3 separate regions of the Mus musculus genome follow, and regions 1 and 2 are each linked to region 3. The links are chromatin loops, found by intact Hi-C in ENCODE. Cell type or tissue: heart. All regions are shown on one strand.

Region 1 (2,500 bases), 79 kb after region 3:
TGGCATACATACATACATACATACATACATACATACATACATGCATACGCATGTAAAACACAATCTTTAATAAAAACATCCAGAGCATCTTTGGACTTCCAGACATTTCTTCTTTTTCTTTTTCCTTTATAATTATACGGTGGTGTCTTCCAGTGCCTGCAATGGATTGATTCAGGCACACATATTAATGAAGCCAGTTTGGCTCTTTGGACCTTTGAAAAAGTAAGCAGCGCTTGTGTGTATGCAACTTTGGGGAAATGATTGACGTGGAGGTGAGTGCTGCCCAGAGTTCAAATTCCATAGCTCCAAAGGCACCTTCCACAAGCCCCGGTTAGTAGGGCCCAGCACTGTTGCTGTTGCTCTTATTACATATTCTGGTGACAGGGGATCTATGTAGCTAGGGCACAAGAGCTTCCTTCCTATCTTCAACTGTTCCTTCTAGTTTCCCTTGCAAGGAACTAGAAGGCCTGCACCTGTATCTTTTTCCAGGAAAGAAATTCCCTGAACCCTTATGACTCCAGATGGCTGTACAACTTTCAAGATCAAATAACCCAGTTCACGTCCCTGCCCTCTCGACAAGGATTAAAAAATGATTCAGACCACTTAAAAATATTGCATAAGTCACGATAAAGTTGGCCATCTTCCTTAGTTGTTGGCTGATATCACTAAGGAGCAATTTGGAATTGTTTTACTAAAGAAAACACAGAAGAGAGGCTCAAGCTTTGCTTGTGGAAATTCAGATCAACCTTTTAATTAGAAGCTTTTGATAAGTTGTCTCTCTTTGAGAACGGTATTTTTTCTGGCCTAGAACTCACAACAATCCTCCTGCCGCAATTTCCCTAGTGCTGGCTGGGGATTACAGACCAGAGCCGCCACATCCCATGGATGAATTGTTTACATCCATAGAGCAGTAAACCAGAAGTCCCTACAGGTCATTAACGTGTTGGAATTCCACACATCTTTGTAACTTTCTTGACTTAAAGTAAAAGGTTAGAACCCGAACTTCCAGTTTTGAAGTGGTCTTTTCTGAAGACTCTGGTTAATTTGTCTGCATTTTCCAAAACCCCAAGACGCCCTGCATCTTTGCAATGCAGCTTTCAGGACCCCTGACCTAAGTCAGACAGCAGAAGGCCTCGCCCCGGCTGGCTCCTGCTCTTCTTGTACTGATCTGGGATCTCAGGGCACTGGGCTCAGGAAACCAAGGAGGCCCCCGATATTGTGGCACCAGGTTGGGGTTCCCACGCCCTCATCCCCAATGAGTGGCCCCAGAGTCCCAGTCCAGCCCAGCACAGGGTTCAGCGGCCCCAGGCAGCTGGGCTATCACGTGGCTCGGAGGCTTGGGCGGGGCAGTCAAGCGATATTTTAACAGTCGTTCTGGCCGCTTTGCTGTGTGGTGATCTGGACCGTGCGGACTTGCTCGTCCCTCAGCTCTCCTGTTAGGTAGGTCCTGCACCAGATCTGGCCCTCAGGCCGCTGCTGCTCTGCCTGCACTGGGCTCGGAACTGCAGCAATGGGTCGGTGGGGGAGGAGGGGGGAGGGAGCAGCCCCGGGCTGGTTGGGAAAGCTCTCGCTTTTGTTCTAGAGTTTTCCTTTCTGTTTGCACGTCCTTCTGTGGTAGAGCAACTTGCATTTGTCCGGTCGAGGTTTTATTTAAATGGAAACACCTCACAGAAGAACTTATAAGGTGCATAGTGAGAATTGTCTGGGTTTCCTTTAGTGTCCCACTAGGCAGCACTGGCTGCCCGCAGGCTCTCTATGGTCCAAGCTGGGCTGAAACTCTTGCTCCTCCTCTGCCTCAGCCCCACCTCACCCTTGGAAAACGGAAGGAGATATTTTATGGGCTGCTCCTTGGTATAGATACTGCTCGAAGCTTCTGCTTTCTGGACAGTTCTTCCTAAGGAACTGGGACTTTGGATTGGAGGCAGAGCAGTCTAGACAGGTTCTGTTGCTGGGCAGAAGGCAGTTTCATGTGGGTGTGGGTCACTGGGGATAGGAGATTTTACAGTTCCCTGGAGTGACTTTCTTGAGCTCAGTCAGCATTAAGGCAGCCACTGCTGGTTTCAATCTTGTTCACAAGAGTGGTAAACACCCTCAAGTATCAGTTTGATAGTCCTGATGCTGAGAGCCCGGCATGGTGGCCTGTACCTAATACCAACACTAGTGAAGTAGAGTAGAGAGAGTCAGCCTGGGCTTTAGACAGGCAGAGACTAAGTATAGCAAGGGCCATCTTTAATTCTAGCACTTGGGAGGCAAAGGCAGGTAGGTCTGGTGAGTTCCAGGCCAACCTGGCTAGCCAGGACTGTTACAAAGAGAAATACTGTCTCAGAAAGCCTACAGAAATAAATCCATTAACTAATTAAGGGCAGGTGTTTGGGGGAATCTAAGATGTCTTCTGTTTAAATGGAATTTTCTGCCTTTTGGGTTAGCATTTTTGAGAACAGGCATTTCAGAGGCATTTCTAGTGTCCCATTTAAGAGACAGGACAATGACTACTCTTTCC
Region 2 (2,500 bases), 97 kb after region 3:
AGAGGGCATTAGACCCCATTACAGATGGTTGTGAGCTACCATGTAGTTGCTAGGAATTGAACTCAGGACCTATGGAAGAGCCGCCAGTGCTCTTAACCACTGAGCCATCTCTCCAGCCCTTTAGAAAGCCGAAGGAATTAGGAAGCAAATAGGAAGATTAATCTGAAACAAAACATAGAGTGAGTTTATAGTATGTATATAGGTAACAGACTTATCTATAATCCTTTACTAAAAACAAGACCCTTAGTGTAGGCTTTATAAAATATTTTATTTTTAGAAGTTCCTTGACACAGGACCTAATGGTGCATATCTTAGTCCCAGCAGATCAGAGCAGGCCTGGTCTAGAAGATGAGTTGAAGGCCAGATTATTTGACATTATGAGACTTAGTTTCAAAAAATAAAATAAAATAAAAATTTTTTAAAAAAAATCAAAGATGGGCTGTTGACACAGAGCAGTATGGGGAATCAAGAGGGATCTTTGGAGCTGGAGAGGCAGCTTTAGTGATAATGTGTTTGTCTGATATGTGCAAGATCATGGCTTCGGTGCCTAGCATAGGGAAGAACAGAGCAAAACAAAATGCTCAAATGAATCAGATACAGAGGAGTGGACATTGGTTAGGTGAATCAGATGCAGAGGTGTGGACATTGATTAGGTGGCTGACAATAGATAATAACAATCGTTATAACCTGCACCTATTCTGAGAATGCTAACTTCCTCGGACTCGTTAAGTCAAGAGCAAACCACTGCATTGCTCCCCAGAGCATCCCACTGAGGGCAAGTGAGTGCGGGCAGCTTGGTGTGGCCCATTCGGAACAGCCCATTCGGCTGTTTCTAACTGTTCAGTATAGGAAAGCAAAGGAAACTGACCTAGATGCTCCAGGCCCTCTGGGATGCAAGCACATTCTCAGGCTCACAGTCGGCACTGCGAGTGCACATTTACCAGCAGTTTAAATCCCTACGGATAGCCTTTCTATTCCTGTAGTTGCCTCTTACATTATCCGGGACCCAGGGCCAATCAAAAAAGACCTGAAAGTGTTTAGTGGCATCTTGTGGAAATTTGCCATACTGTGTGAATTCATGATATGTAGCGTGTGAATGGTGCCCCCTAGGGGTTGCGTGATGAATAGCCTGAAAACAAAAAACAAACAAACAAACAACAACAACAAAAAAAACCGTGGTATCTCTGGCTCAGGATATTCTAGTTTTCATGACAGAAAGAACAGCTGGCTTTCTGTCCTTGGGGAGGGTCTATGGCTACCTCATTGGTGCCGCACTGTGCAGGCCATACTGACTCCACCCTCCATCCTCACCTGATAGTCATCTTTTCAGCAAAACACTTCTTACAGGCCTGCTTTAGCAGTATGTAACTGCTTGTTCATGCCAACAAAACAAGTATTTATTTTCTAATTCTGGGAAATGAGTGTGAAGCATTGCCCAAAGCCCTGAAAAGGTGGTGGGCAAGATCACCAACTTAGAACTTAAACTCACCAAACATGGTAGACCATGGCTACTTTTAGCTGCCCCTTCCCTCTCCCATTTCCTTCATAGCACACAGGTTGACTATGGAGACAGCCTAATAGTGTAAAGGAACTTGCACACTGAATTAATGGGGTTATATGGAAGGTGAGTTGTTCATATGGCCCTCCTAAACCATCCTAAGGCCTTAAGTAAGTGAATGTGGGTGGATGGGGGGCGTGGTGCATGTGTGTGGGTTAGTAGAGGGGGTGGTGTTGGTGAAGGTGGATGGGTTGTTGGTTTTAAGGATTAGAGCTCTGCAAGTGGAACCTCCAACATTCTCCAAAGGATTGGTATGTAGGTCACTAGTGTTCATTGATGCCCTTTCACAAGTGAGTGCACACCATCTTTATTCTTCACCTGGTAAGTTGGATACTTCAATGAAGAAAGAGGTTGAAAAGAACTAAGGAGTATAGTGGGGACTTGGTCCAATGTCTTACTGATGTCAAAGTGCAGATACAGAGACAGAGACAGAGACAGAGACAGAGACAGAGACAGAGATACAGATACAGATACAGATACAGATACAGATACAGATACAGATGATACAGATACAGATACAGATACAGATACAGATACAGATACAGATACAGATACAGATACAGATACAGATACAGATACAGATGATACAGATACAGATAATATATAGAGTTCCCATTCTAACACTTAACTCTCTGGCAGGAGAAAACCACAGCTGGCTTTCTTGTTTGGCAACTAGAAAACTCCTGTTTCTCTCTTTTGTGTTACAGTTTCATGCTCTATCTTATAATTTAGTAAAAGCAAATATAGTGCACCAGGCATGGTGACTCATGCCTGCAATCCAAAGATTTTTAAGGCTGAGGCAGGAGAACCTGCCACAAGTTTGAGGCTATTCTAATCTTGGCTATGGAGTCACAAAAAAACCGCATGTACACAAATATTATGTTATGACATAGATTTAGTAAAAGGGAAAAATATAAAGGAATGGGTATTAATGCAAATGGT
Region 3 (2,500 bases):
AAGTCACATAATGAGTTCTAGATTCGAGGTAGTTTAGTATATTTACATGGTTATCAAATCAAATGAAATGTTTACTGAAAACCTGGCCAACAGGACACTACACCTAAGGATCTTTTCTAGCTTGCTTCTTGGAAGCATGGAGATAAGACGGCAAGACCTATTTCTAGGGACTCGAGTTTGCACACAATTAAGTAGCCTAAGTACGTCAACTGCTCAGACTACAGTGCATGACCTCTCTAGACAAAATCGCACAGCAAGTTGTGCTCTCAGTAGGCAGGAATGACGCCTTCTCTCACATTTGCTCAAGTAACTACAGTAACTGCCTTAAATTTTCCCGTGTGAAACCAACGAAATTTGAAGGGGAGCGGGGGTTGGGGGGGCGGCATTTTAAAAACTGGGTCATTCCTTATTTGTTCTCTCCAAGCACATTCTTCGGGAGGGAAACGGCCTACGAATCACAAAAAGGGGAGGGGGAAGAGGTGACAGCATCTCCAATGCTTTAAAGTTACGGCTCTTACAAGAGTCAGCACTTAGGGGCTCATTAGTTGGCTTTATTTGAGTTTAGTCACTCCAGAGCTGAATGGAGCCTTCCTATAAGTTATCCCCAACAAAGCAGCCCTAAACATCAGCCACGGTCCGGCAGAGGAGGAAATGCCCTGGATTCACCTGCGGCACCTGCCTGCACCCCGGTACCTCCACCTCCGCAGCGTCCACGGATCCTTACGCTCCACCCCAGCTGCCACCGCTCAGCACCCCGCCGGCCGGGCCAGGGCCGGAGAGCCTGGTTCCCGCCTCACCCCGGCGGCAGAGGCCAGGCCCGGTCCCTGCACCGAGTCGATCCTCTCGAGGCCCTCCGGCCGCAGCCTCTCCGAACGGCAGCCCGCGGGCTCCGGGGACCTCCCGCCCACTCACTCAGCGACTAGGCCAGCCGGCCGCTCCCCTCCTCCCGCGCGGTCCCGCACGCTACCTGAGCGGCCTGGCGGAGCGGGAGGAATCGGGCAGGGCAGCGGTGCGGACTCACCTGCGCCGGCCCAGTCGGCGACTGTCCGACACCGGAGCTTCCTGGGGTGAGAAAGCGCCGGCTACGCGGCCTGGGCACCCTCCGCTGGCAGGGCCGGGACTCCGGGGCCCCTCTGCGCCTGCGCCTCCGCGCGGCCGGGTCTCCAGGGGACAGCCTGCAGCGAGGGCAACTGCCGACCGAAGGGCTCGCGGGCCGCGGGCGCTGCGGGAGGACCGACGTCTAGGCACTGCCCGGGGCGAGACTGTCCGGACCACAGACCGCCATGTTTCTGTTCCCTATTCTTTTTTGCCTTCCCTTCCTTCCGCTCTTTTCCACAGAACACCACTTTCCCTCCCTCCGTCCCTCTCCCTTTCCTTCTGCGGGGGCGGTAGAAAGGACGCGGGGGGTGGGGTCCGAGGTCGGACCCGCCCCGCTAGAGCCACGCCCCTGTGGTTGGGCTCCACCCAGAGGTTGACCCACGCCCCCAGACTCCTACCAAGCCTCAGGCTCAGGCCACGCCTCTGCGCTTGTGCCCCGCCCCGCGAGCGCCCTCCTCCTGGCAGAATTCTGGCGGACCTCGGGGCGCTCCTTAGAATCCCGACGCCGAAGCGAGAGTCCTCCAGCTCTCCTGGCGCTAGTTGTAACCTTTCTGTTTGTTCTGCGGTGTTTTGTTTTGTTTTGTTTTGTTTTGTTTTGTTTTGTTTTGTTTTGTTTTGTTTTGTTTTGTTTTGTTGCGGTTGCCTGTGGCAGGTGACTACCGCCTCTCCAGGCTCAGGTTTTCAGAGAATGAGAAAGTGACTTAGAATAGCTCAAGGTCAATGAAAGAAAAAAAAAAGCCTAGAGAGACTTGCAGTTTCTCTTTAGTAGAGGCTGGAAGTTCCACCCATAATTGTGTGACCCCAAAGTCTGAGTGACACTGGAGGGCTGCCCTTCTCTAAGCCATCCAAAGACCTCTGAGAGACCTTAGCTGCGTTGTCTTTCTCTACTTCTATCCAGATTTTGATAACGCCAAACGAGTAACTCTTTAGTTTAGATAATCGTAATTTGCTGCCTCTCAAAGGTAACCTAGATCTCGAGGTAAACATTCTGAAGCTGATGGTTGTGAGCCTCAGGACAGAGTGCTGAGGATTTGACTCTGGTCCTAAAGAGAGCAGCAAGTACTCTGAAATAATAATCTCTTTAGCACCCAATTTTCAGTTCTGCAGGTACTGAAGGACGGAATTGGAGAGTCTTCACTGTAATGAAATTTTGACAAAATATTTTAATTTGTTTTGTTTGTTTGGCAGAAGGTAAGGTGGTGTGTAGGGTCTCACTATTTAGCCCTGGCATTTCCTGCAAGTCTTATTTGTAAATCAGGCTGGCCTTAAACACTCACCCTCCATTGCTGGAATTAAAGACTTGTGCTACCACTTGGTGACAATTTTTTTAGGGTATCAATTTTTCAAGGAACAAATAGCTTAAAATAAGTTACAACTTTTTTCCTCTTGGCAAAAGACAGAT

What was found. Peaks named below come from ENCODE experiments on the same cell type or tissue, not always from the same donor. Only the 100,000 strongest peaks of a DNase experiment are listed, where the experiment ranks them.
Region 1: it touches region 3 in a loop (2.0-fold over the local background); 4 of 42 quality-filtered maps call a loop at or near these places.
Region 2: a loop joins it to region 3, with 2.8 times the contacts of the local background. A loop is called at or near these places in 4 of 42 quality-filtered maps.

What each region holds. Positions count from the first base shown.
Region 1 is chr4:86,668,885-86,671,384 of GRCm38, reverse strand. Plin2 (perilipin 2) reads left to right here and starts at 1,326. Exons shown (of 8, transcript NM_007408.3): 1 at 1,326-1,440. In heart, no CTCF peak of the experiment used is centred here; DNase peaks (open chromatin) are centred at 1,334 and 1,924; H3K4me3 peaks cover 1,568 bases; H3K27ac peaks cover 1,813 bases.
Region 2 is chr4:86,650,677-86,653,176 of GRCm38, reverse strand. It overlaps a transcript of Plin2 not described here. Among named protein-coding and RNA genes, the nearest start is that of Plin2, 18 kb to the left of the region's middle. In heart, a CTCF peak has its summit at 1,106 (motif pointing left); no DNase peak of the experiment used is centred here.
Region 3 is chr4:86,747,434-86,749,933 of GRCm38, reverse strand. It overlaps Dennd4c (DENN/MADD domain containing 4C), which reads right to left and starts at 1,379. Exons shown (of 32, transcript NM_184088.1): 1 at 1,022-1,379. It overlaps Gm6521 (predicted gene 6521), which reads left to right and starts at 530. Exons shown (of 1, transcript NR_168733.1): 1 at 530-2,409. In heart, CTCF peaks have their summits at 1,341 and 1,548; DNase peaks (open chromatin) are centred at 1,153 and 1,443; H3K4me3 peaks cover 2,132 bases; H3K27ac peaks cover 1,898 bases.